2 separate regions of the Homo sapiens genome follow, and region 1 is linked to region 2. Evidence: chromatin loops called from intact Hi-C (ENCODE). Cell type or tissue: GM12878. All regions are shown on one strand. Links, peaks and the distances in the headings refer to the core of each region. The heading gives the core; the rest is flanking DNA.

Region 1 (8,262 bases), core at 1-8,000, 250 kb after region 2:
ACCATGAGCTCCGGTGTCTGAGGGAGGAGGAGATGGATGTCTCAGCTCTAGAAGAGCGCGCAAATTTGCCCTTCCTCTGCCTTTCTGTTCTGTTCAGGCCCTTAGTGGATTGGATGAGGCCCACCCACATTGGGGAGGGTGAGTTTTGCCCAGTCCACCCATTCATATGCTGATCTCTCCTGGAAACACCCTCACAGACACACCCAGAAATAATGTTTTACCAGCTATCTCAGCATCCCTTAGCCCAGTCAAGTTGACACGCGAAGCTAATCATCACAGTGGTGGAAGCTCTTTTCCATTCTGGGCTCTAGGGCCGAGAGAACTGGCTCCCTTAGCCCTCAAGAGAGCCCAGCTCAGAGAGGAGCTCCGATGGGCCCCCCATAGACGGCCCACAAATGGCCTTTTGGCAGCCCAGTGTCACTTAAGGAGGCATTGGGTTTCTTCTTGTGAATTGGGAAGGGAAGAAAGAAATAGACGTTTTTTGCAAAATAAGGTCCATTTAAACCTTAAACCACCACCTTGGGATTAAAACCATTAGAATTTTAAAAAGGGAGAGACTTTCCCCATCCACTTCTCTCTTGCCATTTTCACACCTTCCTGGGATTCATCAGCAAGTGGTGGAGAGAGGCCTTGGCTTTTGGAGGCATGACTGTGGAGCACAGCGCTCGTGGCCAAACCCAGGAATTCCCAGCCCAGGCTAGAGATGCCCCAGCATCTCTGGCAGTTCAGGGGATGCCTGAAAATGATCAGAAAGTCCCAAAGAAAACTTAACTTCAAAGTGACCAGCAGGCAAATTGACCTTCATTTTAATGGGTAAAGTGAATTTCGATGAAGTGAGGTATGTCAGGGCTCACATGAACCACATGGAGGTGTCCTAAGACTTCCTCAATTTTGGTGTGCTGGAGAACAAACCAGTGTTCCCTTCTCAGCTTCTGTTTGCTCACTTTGCTTTCTCGTCCATTTCTAGAACACTCTGGACCTGGAGGAAACTGGCGAGGCTGTCCAGGGCAATATCAACGCCCTCCCAGATGTGTCCGTGGTAAGGCCCTGGCTGGCCCTTTGGTTCTGCTCTCCCTGGTGTGCTCAGGTCCTGGTGGCTCTCTCCTCTCCATGACAGCCACGGAGAAAGGGCACAGGGTGGCAAAGGAGACAGAGGCCTCTGCCATGAGCTCTCACACCCAGCTACAGGTCTGTGCACAAGCTCACCATTCTAGTATCTCTAGCAGGCACCAGGATCACTTGCCTCTGGTGACTTCAGGCGGGGCCTTCAGGCTGGCTGGCCACAGTATGACCAAGTTTCTTAGCCTCTCTGTGCCTCAGTTTCCCCGTCGGTAAAGTGGGGATGATGATCATAGCATACCTACCCCATAAGTTCGTGGCATGGAGTAAATTAATTAAGTAAAGCCTTTAGGATGGTGACTGGAAGGTTGTTGGAGCTGTGCAGGTGTCCGGTGTTGACCTAGGCAGAGGGGAGTGGTAGTCACAGTGTCCATAGCTGCCCCTCACTGTGCACCTGCTGTGGCGCAGGCACTGTGCTAACAGTATTCACGTGGCTTTTGACATCACCACACCACCTCTGCTGGGTAGATGTGCTTTTCCCCATTGCCCAGAGGTGCACTCAGAGAGGTGTTGTGCCTTGCCTGGGGCCACATAGCACCCCAGCCCATGTATCCATCTCCTCCTGTCCATTCTCTCTCCAGTCCTTTCATACCTCTTGCCTCTAGTACTCAAGATCACCCCCTAAAAAGAAAAGCCAAATAAATGCATTTTTTGTATTTCCATCCTCTTCATCGTGTCTCTAATGAAGTCTTGTTCCCTGTGACAAGCTCTGGCTGATGCCAAGAACTTCAGTTCCCAAAGGTAATGATGCTGTCCCCAGAGACACCCGCCAAGATCCCAACGCTTATCAGCTGCCGAGATGCAGGGGAGAAGTTTTCCACTCAGGTGTTGCATTATTCAGAGCAGTGTGGCCAAGAGCAGTTAGAGTGGGGACAGAATTCCAGCTGGGCCTGGCACCACTCAGCTGCTCGGCCTCCCCTCTTCCAGGCGTGATGGGGTCTGACTCCTTCTCCGCCTGTTGGGTCTTTTGGCAGGATGATGTCAGATCCACCTCCCAGGGGCTGTCAAGCTTCAAGCCACTGCCTCGCCCACCACCTCTGGCCCAAGGCAACGACCTCCCACTAGGCCAGCCAAGGAAGCTGGGGAGAGAGGACCTCCAGCCACCTTCCTCCATGCCTTCCTGCTCGGGCACTGTCTTCTCGGCTCCACAGAACCGCAGCCCGCCAGCGGGCACCGCACCCACCCCAGGGACCTCCTCTGCACAGGACTTGCCCTCTTCCCCCATCTATGCCTCCGTCTCCCCTGCCAACCCCAGCTCCAAGAGGCCGCTGGACGCCCATCTGGCCCTGGTCAACCAACACCCCATCGGCCCCTTCCCACGGGTCCAGTCACCCCCGCACCTGAAAAGCCCCTCTGCAGAGGCCACAGTGGCTGGGGGCTGCCTTCTGCCCCCATCACCCTCTGGCCACCCAGACCAGACAGGCACAAACCAGCACTTTGTCATGGTGGAGGTCCACCGCCCCGACAGCGAGCCAGACGTCAATGAAGTGAGGGCGCTGCCCCAGACGCGCAGTGAGTACAGCAAGGCCAGGCTCTGTGGTCCTTGGGGGTCCCTGTCCTCTTCAGGTCAGTCTACCTGATGACACAGTGAAGGGGGGGACCAGCTACTTGTTGAGGGGGCTCAGGGCCAGAGTGGCGAAGGGAGTTGGAGACCCCAGTTTGAATCCCGGCTCTGCCACTGACTGGCTGTGTGACTGTGGACAAGCTGCCGTCTACACCTTGCTTTCCCCATCATAAAATGGAGATAACAGTGACAGTCCTGCCAGGTTGCTGCGAGCGTCGGGGTGCCTTCTCCAGCTCCCCCTACCCTGGCCACCCTGTGTTCACCAGGAGGACTGAACTCGTGGAGGGCAGGGGTGGCTTCCCTTCCTGTCCGCCATGGCCTGGCCTGGAGTAGATGCTGGAAACTGAAGTGGCAGTCTCTGGACCCCTGGCAGGTCTAGGGTCAGGGTGCAGGAAGAATCTTGGGGAGGCCAGCTGACGCTGTGCCCCGGTTTGCTAGAGGACATGGGCTGTGGGGTAGAGGGAAGGGCAGAGCCTGCCTCCCCACCCTGAAAGCTGTGGAGCTCCCGCCTGTGAGTGAGTTGGGAGCATTTTGTTGGATTCTGCTGCCATCTTGCGGCTACAGTGATACATAGGCCCCGTAGGACATTCCCTGAGCGCCTGCACAGACCAAGATGCAAAATGCAGGGCTCTGGCGCTCGCAGCCTAGTGAGGGGAGGCAGCTGAGGGAGAGCAGGCAGACGTGGTGAGAAGACCCAGGGCTGTCACAGATGGATCACTGCTGTCTCTAGAGCTGGCACTGAGCTGGACATGCAGGGATAATAAGAGCTAACAGCCGTACTAACAATAAGCACTTTGTGCCAGTGTTCAAAGGGCCTTGCCTATAGTATTAACTCATTTAATCCTCCCAGTAGCCCTATGAGGTTGGTACTATTATTATCTCCATTTTACAAATGAACAAACTGAGACATACAAAGTAGTAATTTCTGGCTAGGTGCAGTGGCTCATGCCTGTAATCCAAGCACTTTGGGAGGCGGAGACGGGCAGGTCATTTGAGGTCAGGATTTCGACCTCAGGAGCCTGGGCAACTTGCTGAAAGCCCCATTTCTACTAAAGATACGATAATTAGCCAGGTGTGGTGGGCACCTGTAGTCCCAGCTACTCAGAAGGCTGAGGTGGGAGGACCACTTGAACCCAGGAGGCAGAGGTTGCAGTGAGCCAAGATTGCACCACTGCACTCCAGCCTAGATGACAGAGTGAGAATCTGTCTCAAAAAAAAAAAAAAAAAAAAAAGAGAGAGAGAGAGAAAGTAGTAATTTCTAGCTTACCAAGAGAAAAAGAGAAATTCCACCACACCTGGTCTGAACCTCTGCATGGCCCCTGCCTGAGCTGAGTGGTGGGCACATGCCCTCCAGCCCACCAGTCAACCCACGCTGCTTCACTATGTGTATAACAGCCGGGCCCCTGAGTTTGAAACCCTAGGTTAAGAACCCACACCCTGGAGCCAGGCAGTCTAGCACAAGTCTATTCCCTGGACTGCTCCATTCTATACATCAGATCTGTGAGTTTTTACAATCACCCCAGTGGTTAGGCACCATCATTTCTGTATTAGAAGGAGAACATAGGAGGCTTAGAGAGGCTCTGTTACTTGCCCAGGCTTGCACAGCTGGTCAGTGGGAATTCAAACCTGACCTGCCAGACTCCAGAGTGTGTGTTCTTAAGTTAGGGTCTCAAACTCAGGGGCCAGGCTGTTACACACATAGTGAAGTTGACTGGTGGCTGGAGGGCATGTGCCCACCACTCGGCTCAGGCAGGGGCCATGCAGGGGTTCAGGCTAGGTGTGGTGGAATTTCTCTTTTATTCTTGGGAAACTAGAAATTACTTATATGAAATCTTCTAATTTGAATGTGTTGGTTCATCATTAAAAATTGGTAGCATTATGTGAGTTTTAAAACAAAGAAAACACCCACATCTGTGGGCTAGGTTTGCCTCCTGACCTCTGTTTTATCATTATGCCAGTGGCTGGGAACTGGGAGATCCAGGCAGATGTCCTGGAAGTCACAGCCTTCAAGACCAGGTCTGGTTGAAAGGACAGGTCTTGAGTAGGTGGAGAGGGTGGCAGGGAGTGGACCTGCCCTCTGGCCCCACGATCTCTTCATTCCTTCCCCCATCTTTGCCTGGGGAATTCCCCCAGCCTTCCAGCCTCCATCTCCGTCACTGCCTCCAGGCAGCCCTCCCTGACCCCAGCTATATAAGCTGCTTCTCTCTTCCTTTTCCCCTCTCCAGCAGCCTCTACGCTCTCCCAGCTCTCGGACAGCGGGCAGACTCTAAGCGAGGACAGTGGTGTGGATGCTGGCGAGGCAGAGGCCAGCGCCCCAGGCCGAGGAAGGCAGTCGGTGTCCACCAAGAGCAGGAGTAGCAAGGAGCTGCCTCGGAACGAGAGGCCCACAGATGGGGCCAACAAACCGGTGAGCCAGGAGGAGGAGGATGCAGAGGGCTGAGAGGAACACGGGCCCCAGGCACAGAATGGGAGGTCCCGGGACCAGGGCTCAGCTTGGCAAGTGACCACAAAGGGAGGTAGTGAGCTCCCTATAACTGGAGGGATTTGGACGTCCTGGAGGAGCACTGGATTAGGAATCTGGAGGCCCAGTTTCAGCTCTGCCTTTGCACTGACACTAGGGGCTGAGGCTGAGATTGGTCTTGGGAATCTTTAAGCTCCTCTCAGTTTTGACATGGCCAGGTGGCTGAGACAGTCTTCGGAGTCAGGCTTCGATTCAAGTCCTGATGCCACCACCAGACAGCCTTAGGCAAGCTCCTTAACCTCCTGAGCCTCGGGGATTTTGGTGAGGATTAAAGAGCCAAGAACACAAGTGCTTGGCTTAGTGCGTTGCACACCTGAGGCTCCCGACACAGGGCTGGAGCCTGAGCTCTGCTGACCCAGGGTGGTGTCACGGCCCGGCCCAGCCCCCTGGCCAGGCCTGCCAACTGCGAAGGCCTCAGTGGTGTCCTTCCTAATACCCACAGCCTGGACTTCTGGAGCCCACGTCCACTCTGGTCCGTGTGAAGAAAAGTGCGGCCACCCTGGGCATCGCCATCGAGGGTGGCGCCAACACCCGCCAGCCCCTGCCTAGGATTGTCACTATTCAGGTATGTCCCCAGGGGCCCCACTTGCCATCTCTCCCTACCCCTGAAAGGCCCTTTCTCAGCATCTCCAGGGTTTTGCGACTCCCATGGGTAACACGGCACTCAAGGGCAGACCTAGGCTTATGTCACCTTTGCTCTTCCGGGCCTCAGCTTTCCTAATCCGAGAAGTGGACACTCAGATTGTAGCTGCCTGCTTGGCAGTGTTGGGACTGACCCAGTTGGTGGTCAAAGCCAGGCCTGTCTAACCCTTGGGCACCCCATGCCCTGTGTCTCCTCCCTGCAGAGAGGCGGCTCAGCTCACAACTGTGGGCAGCTCAAGGTGGGCCACGTGATTCTGGAAGTGAATGGGCTGACGCTTCGGGGCAAGGAGCACCGGGAGGCCGCCCGCATTATCGCCGAGGCCTTCAAGACTAAGGACCGTGACTACATTGACTTTCTGGTCACTGAGTTCAATGTGATGCTCTAGAGGCCAAGGCCTGAGGGCCTCCCACCACTGCCCAGCCCCTGGTCCCAGTCCCTTTCCACCGTTGGCTTCATCAAGCTCCTTGCGGGGTTGGGGCTGCATGGCCAGGGTGGCAGGAAGACATCCCCCCTCCATCCCAGCCCACTGGACCAGAACTGGGAGAGGAAGAGAGCAGGACAAGGCAGACAGAAGGTCAGGTCAGGAACTGGTGCTGTACTGGGTACACAGTAGGCGCCCAGGACAAGTGGGTTGCAAGACAGGAAGAAAGGAAAAGGAAGGGCAGAGTGCTGGTTTCTCCAGGTTGGGTTGGGGGCACTGCTGTCCCCCCTCCAGCTAGGACCCAGCCCATCCCCAGATGCCTGAGCCTTTGTCCAAAGTGAGGTCACTCGAGAATTCATGGACACGGCCCCCAGTCAGGGGGCATCTTGCAAGACCTTTAGTGCCACAAATAAGCATCGAGCACCTCCCCATTCACACCCCCATTCCTCCTGGCTCCTTATCCCCCATGGTGTTTATTATTTATTTCCCTCCCCATGCCCCTGGGGACCCCAAGGCCCCAGCTTCCCTCTGCACCCCCAGCCTATCCCAGAGGCCTTGCAGGTGACCAGCAGTGTCATTGTATTTATATACAGAGCTTATGACTTTAATTTTTCAATAAAGAAATCTGAACAAGGTTAGACGTCAGCGTGCTGTGTGGTTTACCTGGGTGGCTGGGGTTTCCATGTGGGGAGGGGTGGGCAGGACAGGTGGGGGCAGTCAGAGCACCACAGACCACCACCCCGACTGCCCGCATGGCTCCAATTGGGATACACGGTGGGGCGTGCAGGGGTGCTTGAGCCACACTCACATCTTGGAGCCTCTTAATTGAAGGCTTGAAGGCAAAACTTGACTATTTACAGATAATATTTTTAGATTAAAACCCACAAGTATATTATGAGGCAGAATGCACAATGTGCATGAATGTTTTAAATCTCAGATGCAGCCCATTCCTTTCCAGAAGCTGCCTTGGAGATAAGGATTTGTACCCAATCAATCGTCAAGAAGTGCCCTCAGGGCAGACCAGCAAGGAAGTGGGGAAGCAGGACAGGGAAGGGGAGGAAGCCAAGCGAAGGTGAGATTTCAGGCAAAGTCTGCAGAAGGCAGCTTCAGCCTGATCCCAGGAGGATCCCAGGGCGTACACTAGGCCTAGAGTTGTCTCCACTCAAGGCCAGAGGGCTGGACTTTGATGCCTGTCAGTCTTTAGACAAAGCCTACAGAGAGAGGCCATAAATTCCCAATCACTTCCTGCTCTCTACCTATGTGGGTCAAGCTGTTCCAGTAGCCTAGGACAGCGGGTGTCAGAGCAAAACATATGGGATGGGCTCGGAGGAAAAGGTTGCAAACATGGTCTACTGTACGGCCTCAGTCCCGGCCCCAGTGCTTATTCCTTCTGTCCTCAATATTTGTCTGGAAGATGGAAGAGTTTGAGAAATCCTGCTTTGTCCAGTTCTGTGTCCAGAGTTCTGCCAGAGGTGGGTTAGGGACAGTTGGTTCCATGCTCTTGTCCCAGATCCTGTTCTTGGCTGTCCTTGTTCTCTTTCCAGCCTGGGCAGACCACCTGAGACCTGAGCCATGGATTCCCCTGAGGCAGCTGGTGTTTCAGAAGGCACCCCTGCCATCCCCTGACAGGGTGCTGTTGACCCTCTGCAGGGAATGACCCTCCCACCTAGCAGCAGGAGGGCTTCGTTAGGCCTCAGATCTCCTGGCATTCAACTCCAAAGCTTGTGTGGTCATGGGCAAGTAATTTTACCTCTCTGAGCCTCTAGTTCCCCATCTATAAAATGGGTTTGGTAGGCTAAATAATGGCTCCCAAAGATACCCAGATTCAAATCCCTGGAACTTTGGAATGTTACTTTATATGGCAAATGGGATTTTGCGGACATGATTAAAGTCTTGACATGGGGTGGACCCAGTATAATCACCAGGCTCTTATAAATGGGAAGCAGAGAAAGATGTTAACAGAAGAAGACAAGGTGTGTGATGATGGAAACAGG
Region 2 (8,327 bases), core at 21-8,020:
CGGCCTCCCCGGCCACCTCCTGCTGGGACATAGTCAGACTTCTTTCAGCCTTCTGGGAGTGTGGAAAGGGCGTAGTTACTCAAGCCTGGAACAACACAGTCTAAAGACTCTATCAGTTATTAGAGATTAGTTATTAGGTGGTAGATATTCGTTGAAATCACTGGCTTTAGTCCTCCATGGCCATTTGTTGATTTATTTAATTTCTCACTGAGTTTGTGGTACTTTATTAGATGGTAGTTTAAACTCTGCCTCTGCTGCTTACTGAGTTTGGGCATGTCGCCGACCCTCCCTCTCTAAGCCTCAGCATCCTTCTCTCCAAAATGAGGATAACGATAATATATTGCCCACTGTGCAGGCTGTTAGGAGGATGAAGGCAGGCACCGTGTGTAAGTGAATGCATATGGCCCCACACAAAGAAGACATTCAACAAGGCCGGGCACGGTGGCTCACGCCTGTAATCCCAGCACTTTGGGAGACTGAGGCGGGCAGATCACGAGGTCAGGAGATCGAGACCATCCTGGCTAACACGGTGAAACCCCGTCTCTACTAAAAATACAAAAAATTAGCGGGGCATGGTGGTGGGCGCCTGTAGTCCCAGCTACTCAGGAGGCTGAGGCAGGAGAATGGAGTGAACCGAGGAGGCGGAGCTTGCAGTGAGCCGAGATCGCGCCACTGCACTCCAGCCTGAGCGACAGAGCGAGACTCCACCTCAAAACAAAAAAAAAGACATTCAACAAATGATATCTGTGGATGTGTATAAGGATCAGCTGGGCCACGCTGAGGTAATGAGTAAACTCTAAAATCTCCATTGCTTCACCCAGCTCGAGATCATTCTTAGCTCATACAAGCAAACTTTTATTTTTAAAGAGATTAATGATTTGAGGAGTCTCTGAGTGGAGTATGGCCAAGATAGGTTATACGCGCATCACTCAAAGCCTTTACCCAGGATAAGTTTATTCCTCTGTTCTTTCAGATCTGAACACAAATTCTCTCCACAGTGCTGTACCAAAAAGACATCCACGCCTCCCCTATGACAACCGCATGATGCTCAAGGCGTGCATCCTTAGGAGGCCATGAGCATTCTAGCCGGCGGCACCCACGTGGTCCCTGCGGCTGCACAGCTGCTGGGCTTCCATGAGGAAGAGGGCAGTGGACAAGAGTCATGAAGACTGATTCAGAAACTCCCCTGCAGGAGGAGAAGACGTCTGAGCCATCCCTGTGCCACCACCAAGAGTCACTCCAGCTTCTGAAAAAGCCACCGTGGGGGGGAGCCGCCTCCAATTAAAGTCCTTGGTCACATCAGAGGAAGTGTCTCTCCTCCTTCCCCCTTTGCCAGCCCTACCTCTGAGATTCCCAAAAACATGGAGCAATTAGACCCTGGCACCTCTTGGAAAGAAATGTGGTTTTGTCATTTTAACGCATTAACACATTTGTTTCAGTCACTCCTAACCAACCTAACAGGGAAGTGCTATATTAGGAGAGGCCAGTTTGTATAACAGGCCACTGTCATAAACGTCCAGAGCTTCAGGGCACAATTCTGCTTGCCTACTGTGCGACTCCATTTGACGCTCAGGGCCATAGGGAACAGCAGGGCATGTTGTGAAAAACTCTACAAACAGCAGCCCTAGAGTTATGCAATGCGTAGCCAGTGCTGATACGCAGCACCGCTTGTGCTGAAACACGGAGTATGCAACTGTGAGTAATATGCAGAAGACCCCACATGGTTTCCACATTAGCCAGGGAGCCAGGCATGGAAGTGTATCACTCTGACATAATAGGGCAAAAACTTGGAAAGCAAAATGACAAAGGAGCATTTTGCAACTGACTCGGGGATTAATGGAAGGCTTCCTGGAGGCGATGGTGCTTGAAGGGAAGTTAGCTAAAAGGAGAAGGGATGATATTCCAGAAGGAGGGAATACAATCAGCAAAGTTGGAAAATAGGGGCACGACCTGGGAGGGCATGAGGGTAGCAAAGTACCAAGTCTAGAATGACTCAAGTGAAAACCTGAGCCAGGGTTTGGTGGGAGGTGAAGTGGGCAGAGCATCAAGAGCTTTGTATCCAGGGAAAAGGAGCTGAACTCTATCTTGAAAATAATGGGAAGCCACAGGTGAGTTTTAAGCAACAAAGTGACACAGCCTGATTTCCAACTTTTGTACTATGAACAGTGCCTTAGTCTGTTCAGACTACTAAAATAAGATACCATAACCGGGTGACTTACAAACAACAGAAGTTTATTTCTCACAGTTTTGGAGGCTGGGAAGTCCAAGATCAAAACTCCAGCAGCATCAGTGTCTGGTGAGGGCCTGTTCCTCATAGAGGGCGCTTCTTGCTGTGTTCTCACATAGCAGAAGGGGCAAGGGGTCTCTCTCAGGCTCTTTCATAAGGGCACTAATCTCAATCGTGAGGGCTCTGCTCTCATGACCTAATCCTCCTAAACCTCCCAAAGACCACAATTCTTATACCATCACCTTGGGAGTTAAGATTTCAACACATGAATTTGGGGGAACATTAACATTCAGACCATAACAAACAAGGCGAGTTGGAAGACAACACTTTTTTTGTTTGTTTGTCTGTTTGTCTGAGACGGAGTCTTGCTCTGTCACCCAGCCTGGAGGGCAGTGGCATGATCTTGGCTGGCTGCAACCTCCACCTCCCAGGTTCAAGGATTCTCCTGCCTCAGCCTCCCAAGTAGCTACAGGAAAGTGCCACCACACCCAGCTAATTTTTTTTTTTAATTTTTTTTTTGAGACGGAGTTTCTCTTTCGTTGCCCAGGCTGGAGTGCAATGGCACACTTTCGGCTCACAGCAACCTCTGCCTCCCGGGTTCAAGCGATTCTCCTGCCTCAGCCTCCTGAGTAGCTGGGATTACAGGCACCCTCCACCATGCCTGGCTAATTTTGTATTTTTAGTAGAGACAGGGTTTCTCCATGTTGATCAGGCTGGTCTCCAACTCCTGACCTCAGGTGATCCGCCCGCCTCAGCCTCCCAAAACGCTGGGATTACAGGCGTGAGCTACCGCGCCCGGCCTAATTTTTGTATTTTTAGTAGAGACGGGGTTTTGCCATTTTGTTCAGGCTGGTCTTAAACTCCTGACCTCAGGTGATCCGCCCATCTCAACCTCCCAAAGTCCTGGGATTACAGGCGTGAGCCACTACACCCGGCCAGAAGACAATTTATTAATTAGCACTCCTTATGCCTTCCCCACCTCAGAAAAGAGAAGAATAAAGGAATATGATGTCTATGCCATGGCAATGTGGAGTAAAATTCATACCTTCAATGAAAAGCCCATCCTGGCTATAATGTGAAGGATGGATTTTGTTTTGTTTTGTTTTGTTTTTTGAGACGGAGTCTCGCTCTGTCATCCAGGCTGGAGTGCAGTGGTGCGATCTCAGCTCACTGCAACCTCCACCTCTCGGGTTCAAGCGATTCTCCTGCCTCAGCCTCCCAAGTAGCTAGGACTACAGGCGCATGCCACCACGATTTGAGTGTAATAGTAATCACAATAGACAGCCTGGTTCCTTGCTTACTCTGTGCCAGATCCTCTTCCAAGTGCTTCATAAATATCAACCCAATCAGCACAATAACCCAACAAGGTTAGAACTGTTACTACCTGATTTTACAGATTAGGGAAGTGAGACACAGGTTAAATAAATCTTTTAAGGTTTACACTAACTCACATTAAGTGCCAGAGCTAAGACTTTAACTCAAGAAACCCAACTGCAGAGTCCACACTCTTAACAACTTGGTTATGCGGCCCCTCGATAATGGTAGAATGACATTCAGTTATTACTCTGGACCCCAAATTTACTGTTCATCGCCTGCTCTTCAAAAATGGAGCTGGCCCTTTAAATATTTTTCTTTTGGTAGTTGGTGCAATGCTAGGCTCTGTCAGGAGGGGGAGCTAGAGACATTGGAGGAGGAAGAGGCCTTCCTTTCTGGTTGTGCTGGGCTCATCTTAACAGCACAGAGCTCACAGCTTCTCCAACATCACCCTCCCGCAGTGCAGGCAACTTTTCCAGAACAGGAATCCTGCAGAGGATGGTGGTCAGTAGCACTTGGCAACTAGCAGCTTCTCCTAGTGCCCCCACAAATAGGTGTGCCTCTAATCAGACACTGTTCCATGACAGCTTTCCCTGGCACCCAAGGGCAGACTTCTAGAACATTCTCCCAGACTTCTCTGCCATTGTGAGGCACAGCCATGCCCTTCCCAGCAACATCTGGATCTCAGCTGGGGATAGAGCCTGGGGGTGTTCTTTCTTAGTTCTAGGGGTGCTGGCTGCTCCTTATGTCCATTATTCCTATATTCTTTAAAGCTCTCCTGACTTCTTACCACTCCTTCATTACTCCAATCCCCTGTTCTAGTTAGTACTTATATTAATCTTCTCATATTCAAATTGTTATGTGGTTTCTGTCTCCCAAGTGGATCATGACTAATGCAGAAATCAAATTAAGAGGCTGGGCTTATGTCTGTGGCCCCAGAAATACAGGAGGCAGAGGCAGGAGTATCACTTGAGGCCAGGAGTTTGAGATCAGCCTGGGCAACACAGCAAGACCCGATCTCTACCAAAACAAAACAAAACAAATTAAGCGACTGCCTAGGCAATCAGGACAGACAGTGATACAGGCCTAAAGTAGGGCAGCAGCAGTCAGGATGAATAAGAGGACCTTGAGTCATATTTCTCAGGCAAAGCTGGCCAATTCTAACTCAGAACCATACAGGAAAGAAGATTCTAGGGAATGAGGTCCTTGTGGTATTGAGGCCAAGTTGACAACAACAGCAGATCACTTAATTTTGGGCTATTCCAAGCTGGAGGGGCCTATGGGACATCCAGATGACCATATTAAGAAGGTTGGCAATATTTAGCAGGAAAAGGTAAAAGAACTATAGCTGGAAGGAAGCAGAGAGGCCTACAACATGTGTGTGGAGTTGTCAGCTCACTGCATCGTGGCACCTCTTCCCCATGGGATGAGACCCCACTGGCATCTGTTGGGTGAAGATACAGTTCACTTTCCCGGACCTCATGTCCAGAGTCCTCTTCCACTGCCCATTCTCATACTGTATCCCCTGGACCCACCCTCTTACCCAGATTCCCCTTGTCCTATGCATTCCTCACCTCCTCTCATGCGAAGGTCCCACTTTCCTTCCCCAGCAAACCCCATATTCCTTATTTCTTGGACTGCTTTCTGCAACAACTGTAGCAGGTGCTTTACACAAAAAAGATGCTCCTTAAATGTCACTTCCTGCTTTGATAATTTAGAAACTCCTTCACAGAAGGGATGCAAAGAAGCCTCCATCCTGTGACTTTTTTAAAGGGCTCTCAGCCACAGGGTGACATCTTTCTTTGAAGGATTTTCAAATAGTAACAATAAAAATAATCATGGAAACCACAGCTGGATTTACTTCTGATCATGGTAAACTAGCTTGTATCAGACCAACCCTCCTGCTGACAGCAGTTTAAAAGCAATTGTTCTTTTTTCTTAAATGTGTTTGAATGCATCAGAGAGATATCAACATAGTCAGGACACGAGGGGCCAAGATGCTGAAGAGAAAAGTAGAGAGAGGAGATGAGCACCGAAGCCTTCTTATCCCCTTGAGGCACCTGCCGAGTCCTAAGCAGAGTCCAAGTAGCTGAAAAGTTGAGTAGAGCTTTCAGAAGTCTCACAGCGGCCAGGCGTGGGGGCTCACGCCTGTAATCCCAGCACTTTGGGAGGCCGAGACAGGTGGATCACAAGGTCAGGAGATCAAGACCATCCTGGCTAACACAGTGAAACCCCGTCTCTACTAAAAATACAAAAAATTAGCCGCGTGTGGTGGTGGGCGCCTGTAGTCCCAGCTACTGGGGAGGCTGAGGCAGGAGAATGGCGTGGACCTGGGAGGCGGAGCTTGCAGTGAGCCAAGATCATGCCACTGCACTCCAGCCTGGGAGACAGAGCGAGTCTCTGTCTCAAAAAAAAAAAAAAAAAAAAAAAATGTCTCACAGCTTGGGGTAACAAAAATTGGAGGTTTAGGACTCACCATGAAAGAGGAGTCCTGGTTTTATAAACACACACACACACGTTTTCAGCTAAAACCCCTGTAGGGCTACAACCTGAGAGTAAGGTTTAATCACACCTAGACTAGCTCTCACAAAGCCCAGGGTCAAGTTTATCTCAAGCCTACTTTTCCCAGAAGCAAAAGTAAATCCTGCCTGAGGGAAGATCCAGAGCCTTGTATATCTCTTCAATTTTTCAAAATTTTCATTTTTCAAAATGTCTAGCATTTAATGAAAAATTACCATGAATATCAAAAAATAAGACCAACTGACTGAAAAGCAAAAGGAAAAAAAAAAGAACCAGATATTAGAGTTTGCAGACATAAACTTTAAAAGCAGTACAATTAAATATTGAGGAGAATAGATGACAAGATTGGTAATTTCATTTGAGAACTGGAAACTATTTCTAAAAAAACAAAATTATAGAACTGAACATTATGATGGATGAAATTAAAAACTCAGGCTGGGCATGGTGGCTCACAGCTGTAATCCCAGTGCTTCAGGAGGCAGAGGCAGGAGGATTACTTGAGGCCAGAAGTTCAAGACCAGCCTGGGCAACACAGCAAAACCCCGTCTCTACAAAACATTTAAAAATTGGCCAGGCATGGTGGCACCTGCCTATAGTCCTAGCTACTTGGGAGTCTTAGGTCCCAGGAGTTTAAGGTTGCAGTGAGCTGTGATTGTGCTACTGCACTCCAGCCTGGGCAACAGAGCAAGACCCTGCCTCTTAAAAAAAAAAAAAAAGATAAAAAAATTAGAAACTGGATTGATTTTTAAATGAAACATAGGGTTAACAAAAAAACTCCATTGATAGAATTAAACACAAATGAGGGCAAGATTAATGGAGAAGACGAGTCAGTAGAAAATATCCAGGCTGAATCACAAAGAACCAAAAGAATGGAAAAATACCAAGAAGGGTCTTAGAGATATAGTGAAAAGGTCTAACACTTATCATTAGAGTCCTGAACAAGATGAGAGAGAAGAGGGTGAATGCTGTGATGAAAGATATCATGTCACAGTTTCAAGATGTGCTATGAACAAGCACAAGCAGGAAAAATACTTTAAAAGCTACAGCTAGGCACATCAGAATATAACTGCTAAAACTCAATGCAAAGAGAAAATGTTGAGAGCAGCAATGGGGCTGACAGATGACTTCTCAACAGAAGCAACAGAAACCAATGACATCTTCAAAAGGTTGAAAGAAAATAACTGCACTAACCTAGAATTCCTTACTTACCAAAAATATCTTTCAAAAATAAAAACAAAATACAGACTTCTCAGCAAACAAAAATTGAATTTGTCACCATAAGATCTGTACTGAAAGGAAAATACTAAAGGTATTTCTAAATATACTATACTAAATATGATACTATATTGAAGAAAAATTCTAAAGTTAGTTCCAGAAGCAGGATCCAAAATAGATGTATGGAAATACAGAAAGGAACAAAGGGCAATAAAATTGAAGTAACAAAGAGCAATAAAAAGTAACATGTGAATAAATCTAAATGAATATTGACTATAGAAAGCATTAATAAGAATGTCTGTTGTGGCTTAAAATACATAGAAAATTGAAATCCATGACAAGACTACCGTAACAGGTAGAAAGGTGAAAGAATTGTATAGTTGTTGGAGCCAGGCACGGTGGCTCTCACCTGTAATCCCAGCACTTTGGGAGGCTGAGGCAGGTGGATCACTTAAGGTCAGGAGATCGAGACGAGCCTGGACAACATAGTGAAACTCTGTCTCTACTAAAAATACAAAAATCATCAGGGTGTGGTGGTGCACACTTGCAATTCCAGCTACTCGGGAGGCTGAGGCGGGAGAATCACTTGAACCTGGGAGGCGGAGGTTGCAGTGAGCCAAGATCGTACCACTGCACTCTAGCCCAGGCCACAGAGGGAGACTCCGTCTCCAAAAAAAAAAAAAAAAAAAATTGTGTAGTCGCTGGGTTATCCAGGAAATGATAGAAGTGATCATGTATAATACACTTCAGTAAGTCAAGGATGCTTGTTAAATCTAGGGTAAGAACTGAAAGAAAAGTATACTTCATATGCTAATAAAGGAGAAATTACCCAAAACAAACAACCTTAATCCAAAACAAGGAAAAAAGACAGAAAAAAGAAAAGAACACAGTAACAGAAAAACCGATAGAAAGAATTATTAGTAAGATGGTACATTCAAACCTAAGTCTATCAGTAAACACATTAGATATAGTGTAGTAAATACTTTGAATTAGAAAAAAACTTAATTTCAAAAAAGCAAATCTTACATGCCTACAAGGGTGAAACCTTAAA

What was found. Hi-C counts contacts between places; a loop is a spot of excess contacts. Peaks named below come from ENCODE experiments on the same cell type or tissue, not always from the same donor. Only the 100,000 strongest peaks of a DNase experiment are listed, where the experiment ranks them.
Region 1: it touches region 2 in a loop (6-fold over the local background); 104 of 110 quality-filtered maps call a loop at or near these places.

Annotation. Positions count from the first base shown.
Region 1 is chr9:114,400,724-114,408,985 of GRCh38, reverse strand. WHRN (whirlin) reads left to right here. Exons shown (of 12, transcript NM_015404.4): 8 at 968-1,039; 9 at 2,094-2,631; 10 at 4,909-5,090; 11 at 5,647-5,769; 12 at 6,050-6,906. The coding sequence ends at 6,232. Among named protein-coding and RNA genes, the nearest start is that of AKNA, 17 kb to the right of the region's middle. RefSeq lists enhancers at 3,059-3,168, 3,028-3,529, 3,509-3,558. In GM12878, for the core only: a CTCF peak has its summit at 3,227 (motif pointing left); a DNase peak (open chromatin) is centred at 3,230.
Region 2 is chr9:114,649,279-114,657,605 of GRCh38, reverse strand. It overlaps TEX53 (testis expressed 53), which reads left to right. Exons shown (of 2, transcript NM_001354645.2): 2 at 974-1,302. The coding sequence ends at 1,077. Among named protein-coding and RNA genes, the nearest start is that of TEX53, 4.4 kb to the left of the region's middle. RefSeq lists enhancers at 3,793-3,872, 3,883-3,932, 3,760-4,266. In GM12878, for the core only: a CTCF peak has its summit at 3,899 (motif pointing right); a DNase peak (open chromatin) is centred at 3,895; H3K27ac peaks cover 295 bases.